Linked DNA regions of Homo sapiens: region 2 is linked to region 1. The links are chromatin loops, found by intact Hi-C in ENCODE. Cell type or tissue: PC-9. All regions are shown on one strand. Each heading gives the region's core, and the rest is flanking DNA. Links, peaks and the distances in the headings are about the cores only. Region 1 overlaps LTBP1 (latent transforming growth factor beta binding protein 1). Region 2 overlaps LTBP1 (latent transforming growth factor beta binding protein 1).

The links. Peaks named below come from ENCODE experiments on the same cell type or tissue, not always from the same donor. Only the 100,000 strongest peaks of a DNase experiment are listed, where the experiment ranks them.
Region 2: it touches region 1 in a loop (24-fold over the local background); 6 of 110 quality-filtered maps call a loop at or near these places.

The regions. Positions count from the first base shown.
Region 1 is chr2:33,031,572-33,039,571 of GRCh38, forward strand. The region is part of intron 3 of LTBP1 (latent transforming growth factor beta binding protein 1); the gene reads left to right. Among named protein-coding and RNA genes, the nearest start is that of LTBP1, 89 kb to the left of the region's middle. In PC-9, for the core only: CTCF peaks have their summits at 2,105, 2,305, 3,348 (motif pointing right) and 3,549; no DNase peak of the experiment used is centred there.
Region 2 is chr2:33,391,119-33,408,331 of GRCh38, forward strand. LTBP1 (latent transforming growth factor beta binding protein 1) reads left to right here. Exons shown (of 34, transcript NM_206943.4): 33 at 6,015-6,164; 34 at 7,246-8,391. The coding sequence ends at 7,427. Among named protein-coding and RNA genes, the nearest start is that of MIR4430, 19 kb to the right of the region's middle. In PC-9, for the core only: CTCF peaks have their summits at 4,732 (motif pointing left) and 4,932; no DNase peak of the experiment used is centred there.

The DNA of each region.
Region 1 (8,000 bases), core at 1-8,000:
TAAGGAAGGGGGAGATTGGCAGGGGCTGGAGGACTGGACTAAAGGAACATTGACCAGAGTTGGAAGGACTTGGAAAAGTGAAGGAGAGTCTGGCCTTTAAATAAATAACAGGTGGACGATAGGGTGGGAATGATTCTCCTGTTGGGGAATTGATCTCTTTGTGGGGATTGAAGAATAGCAGGAAATGAGATTGAGTGGGCAGGTCCAATTATGGAAAGCCTTGACAGTCAGACAGAGGAGCTCTGTGTAGGGCTCCGAGGAATATGAAGATGGCTCTGATAGTCACTGAAGAAGTGTCAGGCTCACCCTGGAAAGCCAGGTCAGGTGGGGTGCTAAGAGAGTGTGAGGGAAGGCCTGGGAGGCTGGCTGCTGGGCAGATGAGAGAGAGGGAGGCCTAGAGGAGCTGGCCCTGTGGAGTGTCTGTCTTGCACAGGGACTTGAGAGGAGAGGGATCTGATTCCCTTTAAAACAGGAAGGATTCAGACTGCCAGTCAAGAAAATAATTCCTTTGGATTCGGGTTAAGGAATTATGTGTAGTCTAATGTTGATCTCTCTCTCTACCTATGTTAAATGGAATGATATGTAATCTTATCCTCTTTAGGAACAGGAAAGTAGGGGATATCATTGAAGGCTTCCTGTTCCTTATTACACTCTATCCCTAGACTCAAATTCATCAACCCATAATCAAAACCAGATTTGATTTCCTTCTGTGTTGATCAAACTAACACATCATGCTCTGTAGAATAATCAAGGTCTTTTTTCCTGTTTCAAATGTTCAAGAGTTTTCTACCTTTATCTTTGTTGGCTTTATAGCTTTGCCATAACTACTTTTTGTTATCTCTACCCCTATCGATATCAACTTCCGTGTATCTTCTCTGTGTTTTTCTTGCTACACTAGGAGTGATCCACTCACCTATATTCCTCCTCCTTTAGGTGACAGAAGTCCTACATCTTGATTATCCTGTATTGGTGAACTGGAAAGGAACCTTGGGTAATCACACACAGATGTATAATAACCAACAGGTTGTTAGGCTCTAAATGTCTTCCTAGCTGGACTGCATTCTCATTAGTTATTATTTAAAATAATATAAAATAAGTAACAGTATGACACAAAAATTGCATATGTATTTGATACTATTAATAAAGCAGTTTTTGTTTCAGACTTATATTCATTTAATTTAGCTATTAAGGTCTAAAGTTGCTAGGAAAGTTTTTGTGATTTGCTTTGTGAAGTAGTGTAGTAACATGCTGCTTGATAAAAATAATGGTAATTGCCTTTCACAGAATCAGAAATGCTTTTCATACCTAGTGAGGAAATGCTATACTTCTTTTAAAAAACTTACATATCCATATCAGCTTTATGTTCAGATTAATTTAGGATGTTCATAAAAAACAAGGATTTGATCAAGCTCAGCTTTATGTTCAAATAATTTAGGATGTTCATGAAAAACAAGGATTTGATCAAGCTCCATTAGGAAGTCTTTGACAAGAAACCAAAAGAAATGATTGGGACTTTCAATTTCACATGTATTTGTTGAATATTTACTGTGTGCCAGGCAGTGTGCTAGCAGCCAAACTAAATAGTCTTTAGTTTCAATGAATAATTGATAACTGGAATGTTTCTTCCATCATTTCTAGTGTAAGTGGTTTTTTTTTTCATTTTTAGTAGAGAGCTATATTTTCATAGGACAAAACATGTAATACTGTCCCCTCTGTTGATATTAAGTCAGATATTTTATCTGTTCAGTCAAAGCCCAGTTCTGGTGTTAATGGGCCTGGATTTAATTAATTAAAGGATTAACTTACTGTATCATTACCTGTGTGCACCAGGCACCCTTCTGAATTGCAGACAGCATGTAGGAAGATCTAACTAAACTTTAACCTTACAAGTACAAACCACTTCTAGGTGTTCTCAGGTGTGAACAATCAGATGCAAGCGGGAAAGAGATCAGAAACACTGACAATAATAATGCATGAAATAATAGCTCCTGTAGAGTTTTAGAAGAAAGGGTTGAGCTGACTATGGTGGGGGAAAAAAGGGACTTTTTTTTTTTTTTAATGTGTGTGATGTTCTACAGAAACAGCAATCTGAAAGCTAACTGGCTGCAGCTGGATGGACTTTCTTTTGTATGGAGACGCTGCCTCTAGTGTTTAGGAAAAAATGCACACTAGAAAATAGTGCAACATTATGGTGCCATCTGTCTTGAAAATGAATTATTTTTTATTGTCTGCTTTATAGTAGTTCCCAGACAAAACTTGAAAAAACTTCAACTAGCTTTGGTGCTATTTTGCGTATGGACAGTTTCAGCAGGCAGAAGCCTTTAAAGTTGTATTTCAAAGCGCCTCAGGAGTTATCGATGTGATGTGATGAGACTGTTTGCCATATAAGCCTCTCAAGAGGCCACAGCCCTAACCCCCTCCCCGGCTCCCTGGGGGACAGGAGAGCAGATGGAGTCGTGTTTGCATCATTCACCGTCCTAATTGGGTTTGTGACTGGCTGTTAGGGCATCTTTCTCTCAGATGGCATTTTCTTCTTTAATTCAAAGTTTCACTTTCTCCTTAGCAGCGTTCTGGATTGTTTTTGAGGGAATGATGGCATGGATACGCAAATCTACAGAGTTAGAAGAAAGAGACGAGACTTGAAGGATTGTTGTTCTAAAAAAAAAAAAAAGGCTAAAATGCATTTATTTCTCAGACTTCTTTAGAATAAGTGCAAATGAAAAAGAATACTGAAAACATTTTCAGAACCCATGAAAACACTTGTCGGTATTAATATAATTAAGGTATTTAAGTTTAAATGTTTAAAGCTGATCTTTGAGGTGTTTTAGCTGGGCTTCTACTTGAAATTTTGTAGTGTGAATGTATATCAACTATTTATAAACTAGCTGAAGGGAGTTAAGCTATTAATGTTTGGATTTTAAAATCTATAAGGATCAGAAAATGGGTTTTGTATTCCATATCATCTAGAATGATGACAGGCCTGGAAGCATAGGACAGAGCTGGCACATTTTCAAAGGAATTCTTCCCTGGTCTGGATACTATAATGAGCACAACTGCATTTTGGTGGATTTATTATATACAGTACACAACATATATAACCATTTGGAAGTTGGGTTTGCTTTCTGGTTAGAGGTGCACTGGTTATAGCTGATTATGTATAGGGTTTGAAATAGCATCTGGTTAAAAATTTGAGGGGCTGACATTTCCTCTCAGAGACTGGTGAAAATGAATAAATACGCAATATGGAAATATCCATGCCAATCAATTAGTAGAAGGGTTTAAATAAAAAAAAAAGGATGCAATTTGAACATTTACGATTATGCCAGTGGGCAGCAGGTGGCAAGCTTTGCTTTTCAATGTTCTTCAGTTTTATTTTTATACCGCAGAATGCCAAAATTTGAAGAGGGGGGTTTAACTCCACTGGAATATGTCATTTCTTGGCAGTGCAACCTCGAACCACCTTCTTTGCTCATTGTGCATAATTGCCTTTCTTTGGATGCCGTAGCCGACCCTTGGTTCCCCTTGTTGCCGATGGATAGGAATTAATTCATATGAGCAATGTTCTATTCTCTTGTGATTTTAGCAACACGTTGCTAATGGAGAAAATAAATTAGAAACAAATGAGTTTCTTAAAGCAGTCCTTGTATGATTTATAAGAGATTTTCTTGTGTAGTTTTACTTAGTTCTAAATGACACATAAATTGCTTTTAATTTAAAAAATTCTAACTGGCTATATACCTTGATATGGAGATGAGAAGTAAGCAAAACTGCGTAGAGTTCCATGAAAGTGTTTTGAAAAATTAGAGAGGAAAAACACATTTTGAGACCAGAATAGAAGACCATTATCTTTTCATAGGCTAAACTGTGTAGTCAGGATTTGAATTTTAAATCCGGAAAAGAGAGCAAGCTTGAAATGGGAGTGATGGTGAGGTGGACACCAAATTATTTTATAGTCTACTGTATTTCTTCATACTTTCTAGATAAAAAATTCTTTTTGGGTTGTTTTATGCATTGTGAGAAATTCGGAAGAATGGAGAAGAATGCAAAAGCATATCAAATCACTGTAAACATTTAATAGTCTACAAATATTTAACACTTGCTGTGTACTCAATTTTTTGTAGGCCGTTTGTTAGAATTGAGTTCACATGGGGTATAATTCTACGTTCACGACTTGACATTCTCAACCTCAGTTCAGCATTTTTTCTTTTTAGAAAAGAGATCGTTCATAATGATTATAATTTACAACACACATATTTTAAAGGATAGTAATAAAAAAACCCAAACTGTTGTACCCACTACGTAGCTGAAGAAATAAAAACACTGTTGTCATTATCTTAGAGGCTCTTACGTGGTCCTTGTTAATTCCTTTATCCTTTTTTCCCAGAAAATAATTTATATCAGTTATTTCCTGCTTTTCTTTATAGTGTTACCACATTTTTAGGTATATCTGGATACTGTGCTGTTTAGTTTTTGACTTTTAAACAAATGTCATATTGTTTGTATTCTTCTGAGACTTGCTTTTCTTGCTCAAGGTGTTTTTGACATTCTTCTGTAACAGTGGCTCTCAAACTGGAGCATGAATCAGAATCGCCGGTGGAGGGCTTGCTAGATAAAATACGGCTTGTTGGGCCCCACCTCAGAGTTTCCGATTTGGTGGGTCTGGGGAGGGGTGGAGAATTTGGGTGGCTGACAAACTCGCAGGTGGTGCCAATGCTGAATGCTGCTGGAGGGGTCTGCACTTTGAGAACCACTGATTAAAGCTGGGGATTCTTTTACTTTTTACAGTAGCCCATTATGTCAGTATACTACAATTTATCATTTCTACTGATAATGAACACTGGGTTGTTTTTAGTGTTTTGCTGTTACAACAGGGTCATGATGAACGTTTTTTTTTTTCTTTTTTTGAGACGGAGTCTCACTCTGTCACCCAGGCTGGAGTGCAGTGGGGCAATCTCAGCTCACTGCAACCTCCGCCTCCTGGGTTCAAGCTATTCTCCTGCCTTAGCCTCCCAAGTAGCTGGGATTACAGGTGTGTGCCACCATGTCTGGCTAAGTTTTGTATTTTTAGTAGAGACGGGGTTTCACCATGTTGGCCAGTCTGGTCTTGTACTCCTGACCTCAGTTGATCCACCCACCTTGTCTTCCCAAAGTGCTGGGATTACAGGCGTGAGACACTGTGCCCAGCCTCGTGATGAACATTTTTCTACAAGTCTTCTGTTGCATAGTTTAAAAAGCTTTTTTAGCATGCAATAGAAAAATATCAAAATGCTTCCCTCATATTAAGGGTAGGTGTTGTTTCATGAAACTTTTGTTTTTGGAACACACACTGCTATGTAAAATGGCTTTCTTACAGTGAACTCGTCAAAAAATGCTTAAAAGCCTCTTGTCCAGAGTAGTTACATTGATCATGCTTTCTTTATAAAATGGGATCCATTTCTATCTCATTGCTATATTTTTCTAGATTTTCTTCTAAAAGCTTTTTCTTTCACATTTCCTGTAATGTACCTGGAAATGATTTTTGAGTATGTGTGATTTTTTTTCCATATGGCTAACTTATTGTCTTAGCACTATTTATTGACTAATTCTCCCCCTGTCCCTCTCATAAAAAAAATTATAAAAAACTACCATATCATATATGTTTCATTCAAGTTTCTAAATATGTAAGTCTGTTTCTCCATCCTCTATCCTACTGTGTTGGTCTTTTGAGTATCCTTAAGTCAGTGCCATGCTACTGAAAGTGCTGCAATTGTGTAGTAAGTCTTGGAAGGTGTAATAATCATCTGTGTCTCTTGTGCTGGGTTCTGGCTGATTTCTTCTAGTTTATTAATCTGCTATTCTGTTATACCCACTGTCATCTTTTCAAGTGTTATTTATTTTTTAATCTCTGAAAGTTCTATTTGACTCTTTTCAAATTTCCTTAGTGTATGTTGTCTTATTATTTAGTCATATTTTTGACCTCTTTCTACATATTAAATATACATTGTGTATCTTATAGTTGCAGTCTTAATAATCTACAGTTGTTACTGGACTGATTTGGCACTTTTATTTTTCCTCTGATTCTGGCTTGTTTCCTTGTTCATTTTGTGATTTCTGATTGTGAGTATTCATTGGAATTTTATTTCTAGAATTCCTGAAGATATAGTTTTTATTTTATTTATTTTTTTGAGAAAAGGCCTCACTCTGTCGCTCAGGCTAGAGTGCCGTGGCATGACCATGGCTCACTGCAGCCTTGACCTGCTGGGCTTAAGCAATTCTCCCACCTCAGCCACCCAAGTAACTGGAGTTACAGGTGTGTGCCACCATAGCCAGCTAATTTTTAAAATTTTTTGGAGAGATGAGGTGTCATTATGTTGCCTAGGTTGGTCTTCAACTCCCGAACTCAAGCAGTCCCCCTGCCTTGGCCTCCCAAGGTGCTGGGCTTACAGGGCATGAGCCACCGCACCTAGCCAAGATCCTGTTTTAAGGAGGATTCCTACAGAGGAGAGCACTTGTGTCTGCTTTTAACAAGTCTCCTAGTGGGGTACTACCCATTCAGGTTGCTTTTAATTAAATGTTGGGGTTATTATTGTTTTGATCACTCAGATACTTTTTAATTTGAATGCCAAACCAACATAAAGGCGAACTTGTGGGTTAGGAATTCTCACCTGAGATTTATGCTGTTGCTTGTTTTCGTGTTTACCCAAAGCCCAAACTAAGACAGATGCGACTCCTCCTGTTCTCTCAGCAGTGCAGTGTTTGGTTTTTTGGTTTCCCCTGCAGAAAGTTTTAACACGAGGGTTTCTGATCTAATCTTTTACCTTATGCAGCACCAAGCTTTGTCTCTGTGCCCCATGAAGCATGTTAAAACCTGTAATCTAGGCATCCAGAAATGGCAGATGCCCCTCCAGGGAAAATTCCTGTTCTGGAGCCAACTCATTTCCCTGGATTCATGCTCTCTGGTCGTTCCTGGCCTGTGAAGATTTCTCTTACTTTCTTGACATCTCAGCCATATTTTATATTTTGTCCAGCAATCTTAGTTGTTTTATCCTGGCAAATTTTCTCTGGACATCTTATCCTCTGTTTTGCCAGAATTAGAGATCCTAGTTAATTTATTTTAAAGAGTTCGAGTTCTGAGAAGTAGAAAATATTTGGAGGCTAGACCATAAAGTTTCCTGTGCTGCAAGGAACCCATAGCACTGTTGAATGACTATACGCTTGAGTCTTTGGAAAGACTCAGATGTTCTTTTCCTTGTCATTTATGACATGAGAAGTCTTAGGAAAATGTCTTTTTTTTTGCCAGAGCCTCATCTAACCAGTGGCCAGTGAGCCTGGGAGATGTGTAGGATCCTCTGGGGCTGCTTCTCGCATCTCTGCCTCTGGGTGCCTGCCTCTGGGCACCTGCCTGGGACATCTGCGCTCAGGGCTCTGCCTCCAGTTCCCGCCCTTTGTCTTTTTGTCCCCAGCCTAGTTGTGAAATCTCATCTCCTGGTTCTTCATTTTGCTCAGTAGTTTCATTTGGGCAGTCTCTAGCTCTCACAAACATGTACTCGAAGAGTACTGATTAGTGTGTTCAGAGGTTAAATTGGCCTTTGTGTGTTATAATCCCACTCTTCTCTTTGAGGGTTTGATGAGAGAAAATTGAAGTTCTGTTCATTATCATTCTAGGAAGAGTAAATGGATAGTAATTTAGGGGTAGGAAAGGGGCAAATGCATAGTTGTTGCTTTTACTCCAGTAGCATCTGACAGGAGAAAAAAAAAACACCAAAACCCATAATTGTTCTTTCGGAGAGAGAAACCCCACCTGTATATATTTTTTAAGCTGTAAATACTCCTGAATGAATTTTGGTAGCTTTGGTAGCTATAAGGGGAAACAGTATTGTATCCATCTTGAGTGTCCTTCTTACCTCTTATACTACATTTATCATCTTTAATTCTGCTTTAGACTCATCCCTTGCAGTGGCCACCTGTAACTTGGCAGCCTGCAGGGCATTGCCAAATATATCGAGACACCAAGTAAAATA
Region 2 (17,213 bases), core at 1-8,000, 360 kb after region 1:
AAAAATGTTTTAAAATGTCCATGATAAGAACATTCTATTAATCCAGCTAGGCTGCTTAACACACGCCTGTGTAACTCCCACCCAGGCCAGGAGCAGTGCCAGCCTCCAGAAGGCCCCTGGTGCCTTTTCCCACCCCCCTCCCTAGGGTAACCACTATCCTGACTCCTAACACCATAGATGAACAACACTCTTTCTTTTCATCCACAGCACATAACCATGCAGCTCTTTATGAAATGGACCAGAATGCACTCACAGCTACAAGACTGTGCACTTAGGGTTTGATGCTTCTCTGTATATGTTACGGGTCAGTAAACGTTTACTTAAGAAAAAAGGAAGGGAGAAGAATTATTAAGGTTGAAAGAAAGCCCAGCTTGCCCCATTAATCAGGAATACCAGGTTAAGTCTATATGCAACTCTGACAATCCCGTGGCTTACAGCTTTCCTCCCTAGACCTCCTCAATAACTCTGTTCTTAGATGTAAGCAAGAGCCTGGGATTATGAAAAGCACTGAAACCTCAGTAACCCCAGGACAAATGGAGAACCAAAATCCCAGGCACTGATGGGTCCTGAGAGTCTAAAAGTCAGAAGCCTCTATGGCATTATAGTTTGGATTCCAGGAATTTTCATGTTGAAATGTCTGGCTTATGTACCTTCTTTTTAATGCTGGCATTGCTTTAAAGCTCTTTTTTTTAATTAACTACACATGTTAAGAAATAAACATGTTGGTGTCACATCAATCTCTTATTTAGCAACATAGGAAATTGAGATGCAGTTCCAAGACCTCCAGCTTGGACGATGTAATGGCCTTTACATTTCTTACAAGTTGCAGAGAAATATTTCCCCCTTCCCAGCCAGTTTTCTGACCTCCAGCAAGGGCTTTTGGAGCCTGCTGCAAAAATGATTGTGTTGGGTAGATAGTAACATAGACGGAGGCTGAGTGAGGTTTCTTATCGCCTTTATGGTTCACCATCTCTGTTACCTTTAGGGAGAGCAGTACTTCTAAAACTGGAATTTGCTTGAGCAGAGAATAGGCAAACATTTGCCCTTTATAAGGGCCAGGTAGTATTTTTTTTTTTTCTTTTTTGAGACAGAGTCTTCCTCTCTTGCATAGGCTGGAGTGCAACGGTGCAATCTTGGCTCACTGCAACCTCCACTTCCTGGGTTCAAGTGATTGTCCTGCCTCAGCCTCCTGAGTAGCCCTGGGATTATAGGCATGCACCACCATGCCCGACTAATTTTTGCATTTTTAGTAGAGATGGAGTTTCACCACGTTGGCCAGGGTGGTCTTGAACTCCTAACCTTGTGATCCACCTGCCTTGGCCTTCCAAAGTGCTGGGATTAAAGGTGTGAGACACCGCACCGAGCCCAGATGGTAAAATTTGTAGGCTTTGCAGGTCATGTGGTTTCTGTTGTAGGTATTCAACTCTACTGTAGTTTCACAAAAGCAGCCCTAGATAGCACAGCAGCAAATGGGCGTGGCTGGGTTTATTTACAAAAATAGGTAGCAGGCCAGATTTGGACCAGAGACTGTAGTGTCCTGACCTGTTTTAGAGTCCTGCAGAAGTATTTTGGGGAGCCTGCCTGATGTGTGGGGAGTTTCAAGTTTTACTTTTTATGTTTTAATTTCTGTAATAATAAAAAAGGTATTAGATATGAAGTAGAAATCATTTTGCTGTGATACATGGGATCTGAAAATATTGTCGTAGATTAAGTCTTTATTTTGTGTGTTTCTTAACTGGCTTTGAGTATGTGGTGTCACTTTTTTTTTTTTTTAAATTGGGGTCTCACTATATTGCCCAGGCTGGTCTTCACCCCATGAGCTGAGGAGATTCTCCTGCCTCAGCCTCCTGAGTAGCTGGGACTCTTGTTCTCCTTTAAAGTTTTAAAATGGGCCTGCCATGGATGTATTACTCAATTTTTTTTTTATGGTACAAATTTTTTTAACTTTTAGGTTCAGGGGTACATATAAAGGTTTGTTACATAGGCAACATGTCATGGGGGTTAGTGGTACAGATTATTACATCACCTAGGTGTGAAGCCCAGTACCCAATAGTTATTACCTTTTCTGCTTCCCTCCTCCCACCCTCCACTAGTGTCTGTTGTTTCCTTCTTCTTCTTTTTTTTTTTTTTTTTTTTTTTTTGTGGTATTTGGTTATATGAGTAAGTTCTTTTTTTAAATTTTTTAAATTATACTTTAAGTTTTAGGGTACATGTGCACAACGTGCAGTTTTGTTACATATGTATACATGTGTCATGTCGGTGTGCTGCACCCATTAACTCATCATTTACATTAGGTATATCTCCTAAAGCTATCCCTCCCCCCTCCCCCAACCCCGCGAAAGGCCCTGGTGTGTGATGTTCCCCATCCTGTGTCCAAGTGTTCTCATTGTTCAATTCCCACCTATGAGTGAGAACATGCGGTGTTTGGTTTTCTGTCCTTGCAATAGTTTGCTGAGAATGATGGTTTTCAGCTTCATCCATGTCCCTACAAAGGACATGAACTCATCATTTTTTATGGCTGCATAGCATTCCATGGTGTATATGTGCCACATTTTCTTAATCCAGTCTATTATTGATGGACATTTGGGTTGGTTCCAAGTCTTTGCTATTGTGAATAGTGCCACAGTAAGCATACATGTGCATGTGTCTTTATAGCAGCATGATTTATAAACCTTTGGGTATATACCCAGTAATGGGATGACTGGGTCAAATGGTATTTCTAGTTCTAGATCCTTGAGGAATCGCCACACTGTCTTCCACAATGGTTGAACTAGTTTACAGTCCCACCAACAGTGTAAAAGTGTTCCTATTTCTCCACATCCTCTCCAGCACCTGTTGTTTCCTGACTTTTTAATGATCGCCATTGTAATTGGTGTGAGATGGTATCTCATTGTGGTTTTGATTTGCATTCCTCTGATGGCCAGTGATGATGAGCATTTTTTCATGTGTCTTTTGGCTGCATAAATGTCTTCTTTTGAGAAGTGTCTGTTCATATCCTTCTCCCACTTTTTGATGGGGTTGTTTGATTTTTTTTCTTGTAAATTTGTCTAAGTTCTTTGTAGATTCTGGATATTAGCCCTTTTGTCAGATGGGTAGATTGTAAAAATTTTCTCCCATTCTGTAGGTTGCCTGTTCACTCTGATGGTAGTTTCTTTTGCTATGCAGAAGCTTTTTAGTCTAATTAGATCCCATTTGTCAATTTTGGTTTTTGTTGCCATTGCTCTTGGTGTTTTAGACATGAAGTCCTTGCCCCTGCCTATGTCCTGAATGGTATTGCCTAGGTTTTATTCTAGGGTTTTTATGGTTTTAGGTCTAACATGTAAGTCTTTAATCCATCTTGAATTAATTTTTGTATAATTTTGTAAGGAAGGGATCCAGTTTCAGCTTTCTACATATGGCTAGCCAGTTTTCCCAGCACCATAGCACCATTTATTAAATAGGAAATCCTTTCCCCATTTCTTGTTTTTGTCAGATTTGTCAAAGATCAGATGGTTGTAGATGTGTGGTATTATTTCTGAGGGCTCTGTTCCGTTCCATTGGTCTGTATCTGTGTTTTGGTACGAGCATCATGCTGTTTTGGTTACTGTAGCCTTGTAGTATAGTTTGAAGTCAGGTAGCATGATGCCTCCAGCTTTGTTCTTTTGGCTTAGGATTGTCTTGGCAATGCAGGCTCTTTTTTGGTTCCATATGAACTTTAAAGTAGTTTTTTCCAATTCCGTGAAGAAAGTCATTGCTGTTTCCTTCTTTGTATTCATAAGTTCTTATCATTTAGCTGCCACTTACAAGTGAGAACATGTGGTATTTGGTATTCTGTTCCTGCGTTAGTTTGCTAAGGATGATAGGCCTCCAGCTCCATCCATGTTCCTGCAAAAGACATTATCTCATTCTTTTTTATGGCTGCCTAGTATTCCATGGTGTATATGTACCATATTTTCTTTTTTATCCCCCAAACTTATGCCAAATCTCATTTAATCTTTACAAGGTAGAAAAGTGTTCATTCATTACAAAATACTTCTACTGAGTGCAGACATTGTGTTCAATGTTGGGTATGCCATTCTACATAGCATCGTTTCTCTATTTTTAAATGAGGAACCTGGTTTCAACAAAATCAAGTGACTTGGCCAGGGTCACAGGCATGAGCAGAAGACCGAGTTCCTCTGATTCAAATCCCATGGTTCATTTCCACAAAATAAACCTATAACTGAGTGGGGCTTTAGAGATCCTAAAATTCAGTGCTTTTACTTCATACGTGAGAAAAATAAGCTTTCTGCCCAAGTTTACAAGGTACACATAGGGAAATGGGAATGGGAACTCAAGTCCCCCAATACCAGTGTATTGTTCTTACCCAAACAGATAATTTAAGATTCACTTATTGTATATTTTTCGGTCATCTCTAAAACCCACTTTCTTCTCTGAAGGGCATGCTCTAAAGTTTCTTCTTCACCTATCTCCCCTCAGGGCACCTAATCTTAGAATGTAAGAGAAACTCTGACCAAATTTGTCTTCATGTTGACCTCAGGCACTTTAGTCATTGTTGAAACTTCTTTTTTGTTGTAGTTAAGAGAAGTAACAAGTAAGTCTTTATTTCCTTGTTTAGAAAAAAAAAAAAAAAGCTGGCTAAGTTGGTTGCTTTTTGGTGATCAAGGAGACCAAACTCCATATCCTTGTCCAATTCCTCCAAGTTAGACCTTATTGCCCTCCATAAGCAATGATATTTTGCTGCCTGCTGCCCCCTGCAGTTCCACTGGAGAATTACTTCAAAGGCCAGATAGAAAGTTCTAGCCATATATTTTTTTTTTTTTTGAAGCTACTTTGTGGTACTATTGGGAAGAGACAGGAGATGAGAGGCCACATGACAGTGTGTTGGGTCACTGTGGATTTATGTTTAGAACTTTCCTCTGCAAAATGAGAGCTAAACACTCTTGATGCCTGGCTAAATTGTTTTTACATCACAAAAACTCTAAAGTCTAGCTCTGACTTGGTTTCAAGAGATCTAAACTATAAAAAGAGCCAAACAAGAGTTTCTTTGTTTCCTTAAAAAAAAACTTTTGGTTCTGTTTTTTTTTGGTGTGTGTGTGTGTTTTGTTTTGTTTTGTTTTTTGGTTTTTTGTCTTTTGTTTTTTTGACAGAGTCCTGCTCTGTTGCTCAGGCTGGACAGTGGCCGTGATCTCAGCACACTGCATCCTCCACCTCTCAGGCTCAAGCGATTCTTCTGCCTCAGCCTCCCAAGTAGCTGGGATTACAGGTGTCCACCACCACGCCCGGCTAATTTTCTGTATTTTTAGTAGAGACAGGGTTTCACCATGTTGGCCACGCTGGTCTTGAACTCCTGGCCTCAGGCGATCTGCCCGCCTCAGCCTCCCAAAGTGCTGGGATTATAGGCATGAGCCCAGACTTTGGGTTTTCTAAACACAAGTATGATGTTCTTTCTCATTCATCAGGATGTTTTGAGGCCCTTTTACTGAATTTTTCCTTTGATCCCCTGGGAGCCCTTTTGTAAGGCTCATTCCGTAGCCAGAGCAAACAAACACATGGCAGAGCCAGCCTGCTTCTCTCTGGTCTTACAAACGCCGGCTGAAAACGTATTGCCTCACACTCTTACGGACCTTCTTAGCAAATGCTTACTAGACTCCGATAGTGAATTCTGTTGGTTCTGTTCTGAGAGTCTGACACTTGCCCTACTGCAAACTCACGAAGTTTGGAACTTTGGATGAACACTTTTAATAATTAAGAGCAAAAACAAAAACCATACTTGCTTTCTCGTTTTATGTGATTTTAACATAGAATATCAGAATTCAAAATGAGGCTACTCTGCACAAAATATACAAGTTTTTTATTTTTATGCTATTTTACACAGCAACATTCAGTATTTCTAATGCTAACTTTAAGATGTCTGAAATATGTATGGACATATATGTGTCTATTTGGAAAATGAACCATCATCTAAATATCATTTACAAAATGATATAGGAAGTTGAGAAGCTCTAACTTAGCTTCTGCCCTTTCCTTTCCAGGTTTTCTAAATAGCTTTGAGGAGTTACAGGCTGAGGAATGCGGCATCCTCAATGGATGTGAAAATGGTCGCTGTGTGAGGGTCCAGGAAGGTTACACCTGCGATTGCTTTGATGGGTATCACTTGGATACGGCCAAGATGACCTGTGTCGGTAAGAATGACGTGTGTTTTATGGGACATTAATTTTTTCCTGACACCCCGTATCTCAGTCAGTAGAGAACATTTAAGATAGATTTGCTGAGTTTCAGTTTGAGAAGATGAGAAAAGTTCTGGAGATGTACATTAAGTACAGTATGAATATACTTAATGCCACTGGACTATATACTTAAAAATGGTTAAAATGGTAAATATGTTCTGTGTATTTTACCACAATTCTTTTTTTTTTTTTTTTTTGAGATGGAGTTTTACTCTTGTCGCCCAGGCTGGAGTGCAGTGGGGTGATCTTGACTCACTGCAACTTCTGCCTCCCAGGTTCAAGCAATGCTCCTGCCTCAGCCTCCTGAGTAGCTGGGACTACAGGCACCCGCCACCACACCCGGCTAATTTTTTTTTTTTTTTTTTTTTGTATTTTTAGTAGAGACGGGATTTCACCGTGTTAGCCAGGATGGTTTCAATCTCCTGACCTCGTGATCCGCCCACCTTGGCCTCCCAAAGTGCTGGGATTACAGGCGTGAGCCACCACGCCTGGCCTCTTCTCCATCTTGAAGCAGTCCTTTTGCCCACTTTGCTTTTGTTAGTTTTAATCCATGGTGTGTCTGTAAAATAGGTAACCTAGCTTCTTAACAGATGTTTCAAGTGAGTGAGAGCCTAAATGGGTCTCATGTAGAAGGAGGTCTGTGAATGTTATGGAAGGCTTTAGACAGGCTGTATGGAGAGGCCTCTGCGTAGGTATCTGGTTCCTCTTGACAAATCTAGCAGTTCCTCCATACCTATGGGAAGGAATTTGGAAGTAATATAGTTCCTCCAACTTCCTTGAGGTTCTACTAGAAAATGTCAAGCTCACAAAATGCTCATGTTTTGCTAGATAACAGTGAAAGAAGTTCTAGAACCTCCCTGATAATCTGCCTCTTTAAGATCTCAAAAAAGTCATCTTCGTCTTGTCTGTGACTGAAGCAATGACGAGAAAGCTTCCTTGGGGTGGTCGGGGGAAGGGCCTCAGGTAAGCCTCAGGTTATGTGTCCTCACAGAATAATATCCAAGATTGTTTACCTGCATGGCTTGACTTATTGCAGATGTAAATGAATGCGATGAGTTGAACAACCGGATGTCTCTCTGCAAGAATGCCAAGTGCATTAACACCGATGGTTCCTACAAGTGTTTGTGTCTGCCAGGCTACGTGCCTTCTGACAAGCCAAACTACTGCACTCCGTTGAATACCGCCTTGAATTTAGAGAAAGACAGTGACCTGGAGTGAAACAGAATCTACATAACCTAAGCCCATATACTCTGCACTGTGTAAAGGAAAAGGGAGAAATGTATTATACTTGAGACATTGCACCTACCCCGGAAGGCTGGAAATACAGAAACAGCATGGAATTGCAAGTCCTCTGAAGACAATGAGAGGATTTAGGATGAGCCCGATAGGTGTGGCAGACCAAATGGACATTTCTCTAAAAAACCAGTATATATAGTCTGTTCATATGTAAAATTCAATGGAAGAGAGGTGGAACAGTGCTGTTATTTTAAACAGAAGGTTGTATTATTATGTTGTTTTGTTTTTTTACTATTGCTTGATTAAATTTGGCATTTAAATAGTGGTGGAAATATTTTATATAATTTTCATTTTTTGGTTGTGCAGTTCCTTGGCTACTGTTTTTCTTTTACTTCAGTTTTTTAAAAATCTCAAATGAAAAAGTCTTCGATACAATATTGTTAAGCTGTATTATAAGTATTGTTACACAGGGTTATGCAATTCCCGGCCTGGAGCATTTTTGAAATTCAAATTGTCTGTCCTGTGGAGCAGGCAGTGATTTTGTTCCAAAACTTTGTATACACATTTGGAGAAAAGTACTTTATATTTTCAGTGTTTTGTCTGATTTTAATGTCCGTTCTTAGCCAAGCTGCTAGCAGGTGTTAATTGGATCCCTTTCCTTCACTGAAATGGAAGAGTTTATAAGCTTACGTTAGTATTGTAATATGTAAAGTAAGCCCAACAAAAATTTTTAAAAATTTGATGATCCCCAATATATCTACCATTGTATGTTAAATAAATCACCATTTTTGTAGAAAAAATTCTACCTGAGAGTAATTGTCAATGAGTACATGTGTATAAGTTGTATCCCACTCTCCCCACTTTTATCTTTTCCAGTGGTCTTCTGTTAATGTAGTGTCTTTTACAAGTTAATCATTAAATTTGTTAGATCTTGTTATGGGCTAAATTGTTTCCCCTAACATTCATATGTGGGAATTTTAACCTCTGATACTTCAGAAAGTGACTAGATTTGGAGATCGGATCTTTAATGAGGTAATTAAGGATAATGAGGTCATTGGAATGGCCCTAATCCAGTATGACTGCTGTCCTTGTGTCACCCATAGAAGGTGTCTGAGTTACCGGTGACGAATCCATATAGGTCTGCAGCAACCTCAGTTCTTGCCTCCTCAGAAGAATTTGACTGAGGGGTATAAGGCAGAAAAAGAGACCAGGCAAGTTTCAGAGCAGAAATGGAAGTTGATTTAAAAAGGCTTTAGAGCAGGAAAGAAAGGAAAGTTCACTTGGAAGAGACCCAAGTGGGCACCTGAAGGCCAAGTGCAGTGTTTAACCTTGACCTAGCTAGGATTTTACAGGCTGGCCCCTTTCCATGCTTCTTCCCTTAGGGTGGGCTGCCGGCACACACAGCACCCTCCTTACACTTGGGAAGTGAGCACACACAGTGTTGAGGAAGCTGTACATATGCCCATCTGAGGCTTTCTTCCCTTTCCTGGTGGTGTGCCCCTGGAAGGTTGTACTCCACCATTTTGTCCTTAATGTGCATGCCCAGGAAGTTGCATCTCTTTGGCACCTGCATTTAATTAACACTTAAGTGCAGCAGGTGTGGGCCATCAGGAAATGCCCACCCCACCCCGCCCCTGGGCCTTGGCTGCCAGTTGATCACTTTTAGAGAGGCAATGTGGTCACTGCTGAACCACCACCTGACATTCCTAGTGGGTGGGGGAAGAACCCTCTCCTGCCCCGCTTATGCTTGTCTAACTACCTGTAACACAAGAAGAGATTAGGACACAGATACACAGGAAAGAAGTGAAGACACAGGGAGACAATGGCCATCTACAAGCCAAGGAGACAGGCCCCAGAACAAATCAACCCTGCGGAAACTTTGAACTCCAACCAACGGCTAGACTCCAGATTTGACAGAAAATAAATTTCTGTTGTTTAAGCCGCCCAGTTTTTGGTACTTTGTTATGGCAGCCCTAGCAAACTAAAATACACATCACAGGAAAAATGAATATAATAGCTTTCACAGTTCCAGTCCCTGCTTATACAACCACAGTAATGCCATTGTTTCATTGTTTCATACTTTAGCTGAAATTCACTTTAACTTGAAAAAGCATCTGAGTTTTTAAAAACAAACTATCGCTAGGCATATCCAGCAGAAATATCTGCCCACATAACATTTTTTTCTGAAAGGTTTTGCATTTTAATAACTACAGTAGGCCTGGCGCAGTGGCTCACGCCTGTTAGCCCAGCACTTTGGGAGGCTGAGGTGGGTGGATCGCCTGAGGTCAGGAGTTCGAGACCAACCTGGCCAATGTGGTGAAACCCCATCTCTACTAAAAAAAAAAAAAAAAAAAAAAAAAAAAAAAAAAGAAGAGAGAGAAAATTAGCCAGGCATGGTGGCAGGAGCCTGTAATCCTAGCTACTCAGGAGGCTGAGGCAGGAGAATCGCTTGAACCGGGGAGGCAGAGGTTGCAGTGAGCTGAGGTCGTGCCATTGCACTCCAGCCTGGGCAACAAGAGCAAAACTCTGTCTCAAAAATAACTAAATAAATAACTACAGTAGGCAGAATAATGACACCCCAAAGATTTCCGTGTCCTAATCCTCAGAACCTGTGGGTATGTTACCTTCCATGGCAAAGGGGAAGGAAGGTTATAGATAAGCTGCTAATCACCTGGCCTTAATAGGAAGGCTATCCTGGATTATGTGGGTGGGCCCAATGTAATCACAAGGGTGATTTCATTGTGATTACACTGGGCCCACCCAGATCATTTGGTGACTTCTTCCAAAAGGAAGAGGACCTTAAAAGTAGAAGGAAGCCAGTCATGGTGGCTCACACCTGTAATCCCAGCACTTTGGAAGGCCAAGGCGGGTGGATCGCTTGAGCCCAAGAGTTTGAGACCAGCCTAAGCAACATGGTGCAACCCCACCTCTACAAAAAATAACATAAATTAGTTGGGCATAGTGGTGCACACCTGTAATCCAAGCTACTCGGGAAGCTGAGGTCAACTTCCAGCCTATAGAACTGAAGATAACAAATGTGTATTGTTTGAAGCTACTGAATTTGCAGTGATAGAAAGCTAATACAGTCTCAAAGCTTCATATCTTACCTGTCTCTTGCAACATCTTGTAGCTGATGTTTGTATAGGGGAAATGTGTGACCAGTTTCCAGCTGTTTCCACTTTCCAGCATGTGCTTTTAATGCATTTTCGTAGTGCCTTCCACGTCTAGACCTTGTTTTTACCTAGTGGTGTGCAAGTCCCAAAAAAGTACAGCAAGTGTCTAAAACTGTACAGAAGACAGCCACGTATGTGTGAGAAAAACAAATAGGGAAGAGAAGATACTATTGCACACAAAGCAACTTTGATACTAAGAGATGCTTTAAGCATCTTACAGTCTAACATGATAGTTTTATTGCATTTCCATTGTCTTTGTAGGAAATTAAGGGATTTGACTGAGGTGTATCATGAATTCTATTAGCTTCTTCACACAGCAAATTTTCATTTTTACAGATTACTTATATTAAGCAGGAGATGCCTGTACATAATGAAAATACATAGCTTGCTTTATTTATTTATTTATCTAATTTTTTATTTTTTTGAGATGGAGTCACGCTCTGTCGCCCAGGCTGGAGTGCAGTGGCATGATCTTGGCTCACTGCAACCTCTGCCTCCCAGGTTCAAGCGATTCTCTCCCCTCAGCCTCTCGAGTAGCTGGAATTACAGGCATGAGGCACCACGCCCAGGTGATTATTGTATTTTTAGTAGAGACAGTGTTTCACCATATTGGCCAGGCTGGTCTTGAATTCCTGACCTCAAATGATGCACCCCTCCTCACCCTCCCAAAGTGCTGGGATTACAGGTGTGAGCCACCACCACGCCCAGTCAAAAATACATAGCTTTAAATGTGACTATTTTTAAGTAAGTTTTGTTGCATAAAGTTTGTTTCACAACCCTAGAAAAACGGTTTTCTTTTTGTGGTATCTAAGATTCTTTTAGCTCCTTTCAGAAGTTACTGCAATTTTAGGCTTAATGTCAGTGGCCTTCACACGAGGTCTAGGATTCTGTGACAGTGGTCCTAATTCATTGGTCATGAAGAGACAGGCACATGGTAAGATGTAGTCTAGTCATTCATTTGACATGTATTTTCCAGCTGCATTTAAGCATCTTATACCCAATTAAGAACCATTTCTCTTCTTCTGCACGCCCATGGAAGTGGTCTCCATACTGTAAAATACTATCAGTAATATTTTATTCATTTGTCATAAAATCAAATGTCATTCCAAAAAAACTAAATCTGGCCATCTAATTTAAACCTATATAGTTTGAAGTTATGTTCTTGAAATTTGCCATGCTAGTTGAAATGAGCAGCAAGTACTAATCTAGCAAAATAAACCCTTAAATATATCAAAGTTCTTTTGTACAACTTCATGTTTCTATTTGAAAAGTTTATAGAGGCCGGGCGCAGTGGCTTACGCCTGTAATCCCAGCACTTTGGGAGGCCAGGGCGGGGGGATCATGAGGTCAGGAGATCGAGACCATCCTGGCCAACACGGTGAAACCCCGTCTCAACTAAAAAAATACAAAAAATTAGCCAGGCGTGGTGGCACATGCCTGTAGTCCCAGCTACTCAGGAGGCTGAGGCAGAAGAATCACTTGAACCTGGGAGGCAGAGGTTGCAGTGAGCTGAGATTGTGCCACTGCACTCCAGCCTGGCAACACAGCAAGACTCACTCTCAAAAAAAAAGTTTATAGATACAAAAGCATATCATAATTTAGCTTTAGTGTTTTCACACAGAGACTTTCTTACTCTAAAATTGTACTTTAATTCTGGTAAATCTTAATGACTCCATGTTGCCAGAAATAGGTATAAGAAATGAGGCTCATGAATATTTCATTTGAGTCACCAGCCTTAGTTAACATATATGTCAGTGTTTCATGTACTACTTTGTGGAGGCAACCTGTAGCCGACCAGACTATGCTACTCTAAATATGCTTTTTTGGCACAATGATTTTTTTTTTTTCTTTTTGAGACGGAGTCTTGCTCCATCACCAGGCTGGAGTGCAGTGGCATGATCTTGGCTCACTGCAACCTCCGCTTCCGGGGTTCAAGCAATTCTTCTGCCTCAGCCTCCTGAGTAGCTGGGACTACAGGCGTCCGCCACCACGCCCGGCTAATTTTTGTATTTTTAGTAGAGAGGGGGTTTCACCATGTTGGCCAGGATGGTCTTGATCTCTTGACCTCGTGATCTACCCGGCTCAGCCTCCCAAAGTGCTGGGATTACAGGCGTGAGCCACTGCGCCTGGTCAGCACAATGATTATTTTGATGTGATTATTTTCAGAAACAGCAGACAGTAGAGGCTCTGAAAACAGCATAGGATACTTTTTTTTAATAAGGGAAATTTATAAAGAAAATTTCCATTTGTGAGGATATCTCTCCTTCTCTGTATCAGAAAGATGATCGCTCTGGGACTTAAACTTGCATAATAAGCCTCACAGTTGTTTACCACACTTTCCCTATTCACCTTCTCATAACTTGCCTCCTCCATAGCTTTCTTCCTTTATTTTAACTGGAGATGGTATTTAAGCCCAAATTCTAAGCCTTCCATGTATATGAGATACACGTGTTAATACACTTCTATTTGTTTTTCACTTTTAAATCTGTCTTTTGTTACAAAGGCCCCAGTGGAGAATTCAGAAGGGCAGAGGAACAAGGATTTTTTCCCCCTCATCTACAAGACCATAACCATAGATTTATGAATTGTTCTAATTACTTGCAGCACTAAAATTCTATGTTGCTAATACTCTCCAAATTTCAAAGAAGAGTGACTTAAATATGTCCTATAGCACCTATTATTTGCTGCTGAAATCTTTGGCAAGAAGAAGAAGAAAATAGAGATGGTTGCCAAAGCCAATATCAAAGTGATGGGTAATTGCAATTATGAGAAAAAGGGAATAGGGAAGGCATCATCTGCAAAGTGCAGCGATAAATCACATTCTGATAAGACAGAAGACAGTTCTCAGGGAAAAAAGCTCCCCGAGTTAGGATAAAACATTTACAATCATTACAGGAATGTGAGGGTCCTCGGGCTTTCACTTGAAGGCTTTCACTGCCTTTAAGATTATGGCTTTACCATGGGCCGGGAGTGGTGGCTCACGCCTGTAATCCCAGCACTTTGGGAGGCTGAGGCCGGTGGATCACCTGACGTCAGGAGTTCAAGAACAGCCTGGCCAACATGGTGAAGCCCCATCTCTACTAAAAGTACAAAAATTAGCCGGGCATGGCGGCAGGCGCCTGTAATCCCAGCTACTCAGGAGCCTGAGGCAGGAGAATCACTTGAACCCAGGAGGCAGAGGTTGCAGTGAGCAGCGATCATGTCATCACATTCCAGCCTGGGGGACAAGAGCAAGACTTTGTCTCAAACAAACAAACAAAAAAGAGTATGGGTTGGCCATTACCAAAAGAAGAGGTGAGAATGTTTGGGGAACTTCAGGCCCAGTAAAATCAGTGTGGCTAGAGCAGAAAGAGAACCCAGCGGGAGTGGTAGGTTATGCTCTCAAAGAAGCCTTAACATGTGATGTTTATGGGCCAGGGTAAAGTTTTCCTTCCTACTAAGATGTCTTTAAAGTTCTCCCTCAACCTTTAGTGATCTCAACTTTTTCAGCCCCATTCCCAGACATTTCTTTGAATGATGAATATTTTTTCTACTATCAGTAAGCAAACTTCTCTCTTCCTCTCCGTAGGAATTGTCCTCCCTGGTTCCTTCCCTTGTGACGTTAATAGTTCTCTGCAGGTTACCTTAAACTATAAAAATCTCAGACCCTTCTAAGGCACATACAGAACAGGATGTCATGTTGCTCCTAAGCCCCACCTGGAATGTCCTGCTCTTGGAAGAAAAAACAGCCCTTTTCCTCTCACCATTTGCAGAGGCCCAAAGAGCAAAAGCAAAAAAGGATAATGAGATGCTCCTAAGGAAATGGCAAGCGGCTGGGCTTTGGGGAACATGCCCAGCTGGGTTCAATTTCAGCATCTTTCCTTTAAAACCAAGAAGTTCCTAGCACGTGGGTTCCTGGGGGCGTTGCATACTCAGCAAGCTGCGCAGCCTCTCAAGGATAGAGAGGGAACAGAGAAGAAAGAGGCTGAAAGGGGAAAATGGTTCGTACAGAACTTTCCCACGTAAGAGAACTGGGTAGGCACTAATTAGCCTCTGCTAAGATTTTAATAGTGAAAAGGAGTTGCTGTTATTTCATTTATTCTATAAGCATTTGTTAAATGCTTATTTTGTACCAGGCGTTGTGCCAGCCCTGGGAATATGGAAATGAATAACTAGTCATCTTTGACCCCATAGCTAGCTCAGAAGACAGATGGGACTAACCACAAGGCAATGAGGTAAGTATAGTAATTAATAGAACCTAGAATTCAGTGTTATGGAAACAAAGCAGAACCAACTGATTCTACCCTGGAGGGCGTGGGGATGTAGAACTGTTCCGTTTTTTTGTTTTTTTGAGACGGAGTCTCGCCCTGTCGCCCAGGCTGGAGTGCAGTGGCGGGATCTGGGCTCACTGCAAGCTCCGCCTCCCGGGTTCACGCAATTCTCCTGCCTCAGCCTCCCGAGTGGCTGGGACTACAGGCACCCGTCACCACGCCAGGCTAGTTTTTTGTATTTTTAGTAGAGACGGGATTTCACCGTGTTAGCCAGGATGGTCTCGATTTCCTGACCTTGTGATCCACCCACCTCAACCTCCCAAGGTGCTGGGATTACAGGTGTGAGCCACCGCGCCCCACCGGGGATGTAGAAGTCTTAAGGAGAAGATGAAGTAATTGGAATTGTATGGGCTTAAAGTTCACTAGGAAAAAAAAAGAGAACCACACAGCCACTTCACCTGCTCCTTCCTTTTTGTCAAAGGATGTATGTCTGGTCTTCCAGAAATAGCACTGGACTTGGCATCTCAGAGCACCTACCTGGGCCCTAATTTCTGTCTCTTCCATGGCCAGCTATACGACCTCGAACAAGTCTCTATCTTGTCACTTTTTTTTTTTCAGTCAGTAATGTGAACTCTGAAATCCTTACTGTGTCAAAAACGTCAAATGCTTTTTTTTTAATCAAATAATCTTTCCCAGCTTGATTTCTTAATCCTAGTTAACTGTGATCACATTAATGATTTGCTACCTTAGAATGGCTTAATGAAACCCTTGGGCCATAGCCATCCTCTGCAGAGCTGGGTGTTCCAAATGGACATTCCACAGATGTATAAAAACAGGTGGTAACTGCTCTAACAACGCAGGGGCATTCTGTGAATCACAGCTTCAACATTTGAAAGACTTGACATGAAAAAAGATAGATTGGATTCTAAATCCACTGGCATTTTGACAAGAAATTTCAACTTTACTTTTGCCAACATAAAAAAAGAAGAGCTTCTTTAAATGCAATTTTAAATGTCTTAAATTTGAGTGATCTTTAAAAAATTTAGAAGTTTTAGCCTCCATTTGTGCAAATTTTTCACTGATGGTGACTATTAGAAATCCGAGAGATTAAATTAAAACTCTCGATCAGGAACTGCAGGTAGTCATTTCAAAGATAAAACCTACTTAAAAGTTTGCAGATGTAAGCTCAAGTTTCTCAATAACACTTTAAAAATACTTTATTAGGAAGTGTTATAAAATTATTCAATATTTAATTTTATACCTACTATATAATCTTGGTTTTACAAGTATTATATAAAGAAAATTTAGTTTTTTTAAACTAAGCTCCACTTAAAGGCCTCAAATCCCCTCCCGTTAATCCCAGTCTGCCAAATAGACATCCTGTGAAACAGATGTTTTGCCAATCTGTGAAAAACATTGGGAAGCATTATTTTAGGGTGTATACCTATGGGTGGAACACTTCATTTTATTCAATAGTCATCCTTTCCCTTTCTGATCTGCAGAGAGAGTTGTGCTGTAGATAAATTTTCATCCATGCATAGGTCTGTTTCCGAGCTCTGTGTCCAATTCCATCACGTTTTTTCTATCTGTGCATCAATGTTATACTGTTTTCATTATTATGGCATTTTTATAAGTCTTCATTTTTGATAAGGCAAATTCCTCTACCTTTTTTTTAGGAGTATGCTCACTCTTTGATTTTTAAATAATTAATTAGCAGACTTTATTTTTTGAGCAGTTTTACACGTATAGAAAAATTGAAGGGAAAGTATAAACAGCTCTCATATAGCCCGTCGCCCCCACTCCTGCCTGCAGGTTCCCTCATTAATATCTTACGTTAGTGTAACACATTTGTTACAATGGATGAGCCTCTGTTGATGCTTATTATTAATTAAAGTTTATAGTTTACACTAAGGTTCTTTGTGTTACACATCTGTGGGTTTTGACAAATGTATAATTACACGTATTCATCAATATATCATACACAACAGTTTCAGTGCCCTACAAATCCCTGTGCTCCCACCGATTCATCTGACCCTCCCTCACTTCCCCACCACCCGAACCCCTGGCAACCACTGATCTTTTTACTGTCTCCATAGTCTTGCCCAAAAAATATGGTTGGAATTATATAGTATGTAGCCTTTTCAGATTGGCTTTTTTCACTTAACAATGTGCACTTAAGGTTCCTCTATTTCTTTTCATGGCTTAATAGATCATTTCTTTTTAGTGCTGAATAATATTCCTTTTATAGATGTACCACAGTGTATTTATCCACTCACCTACTGAAGAACATCTTTGTTGCTTCCAAGCTTTGGCAATGAAAAATAAGGTTATTCTAAACATCTGTG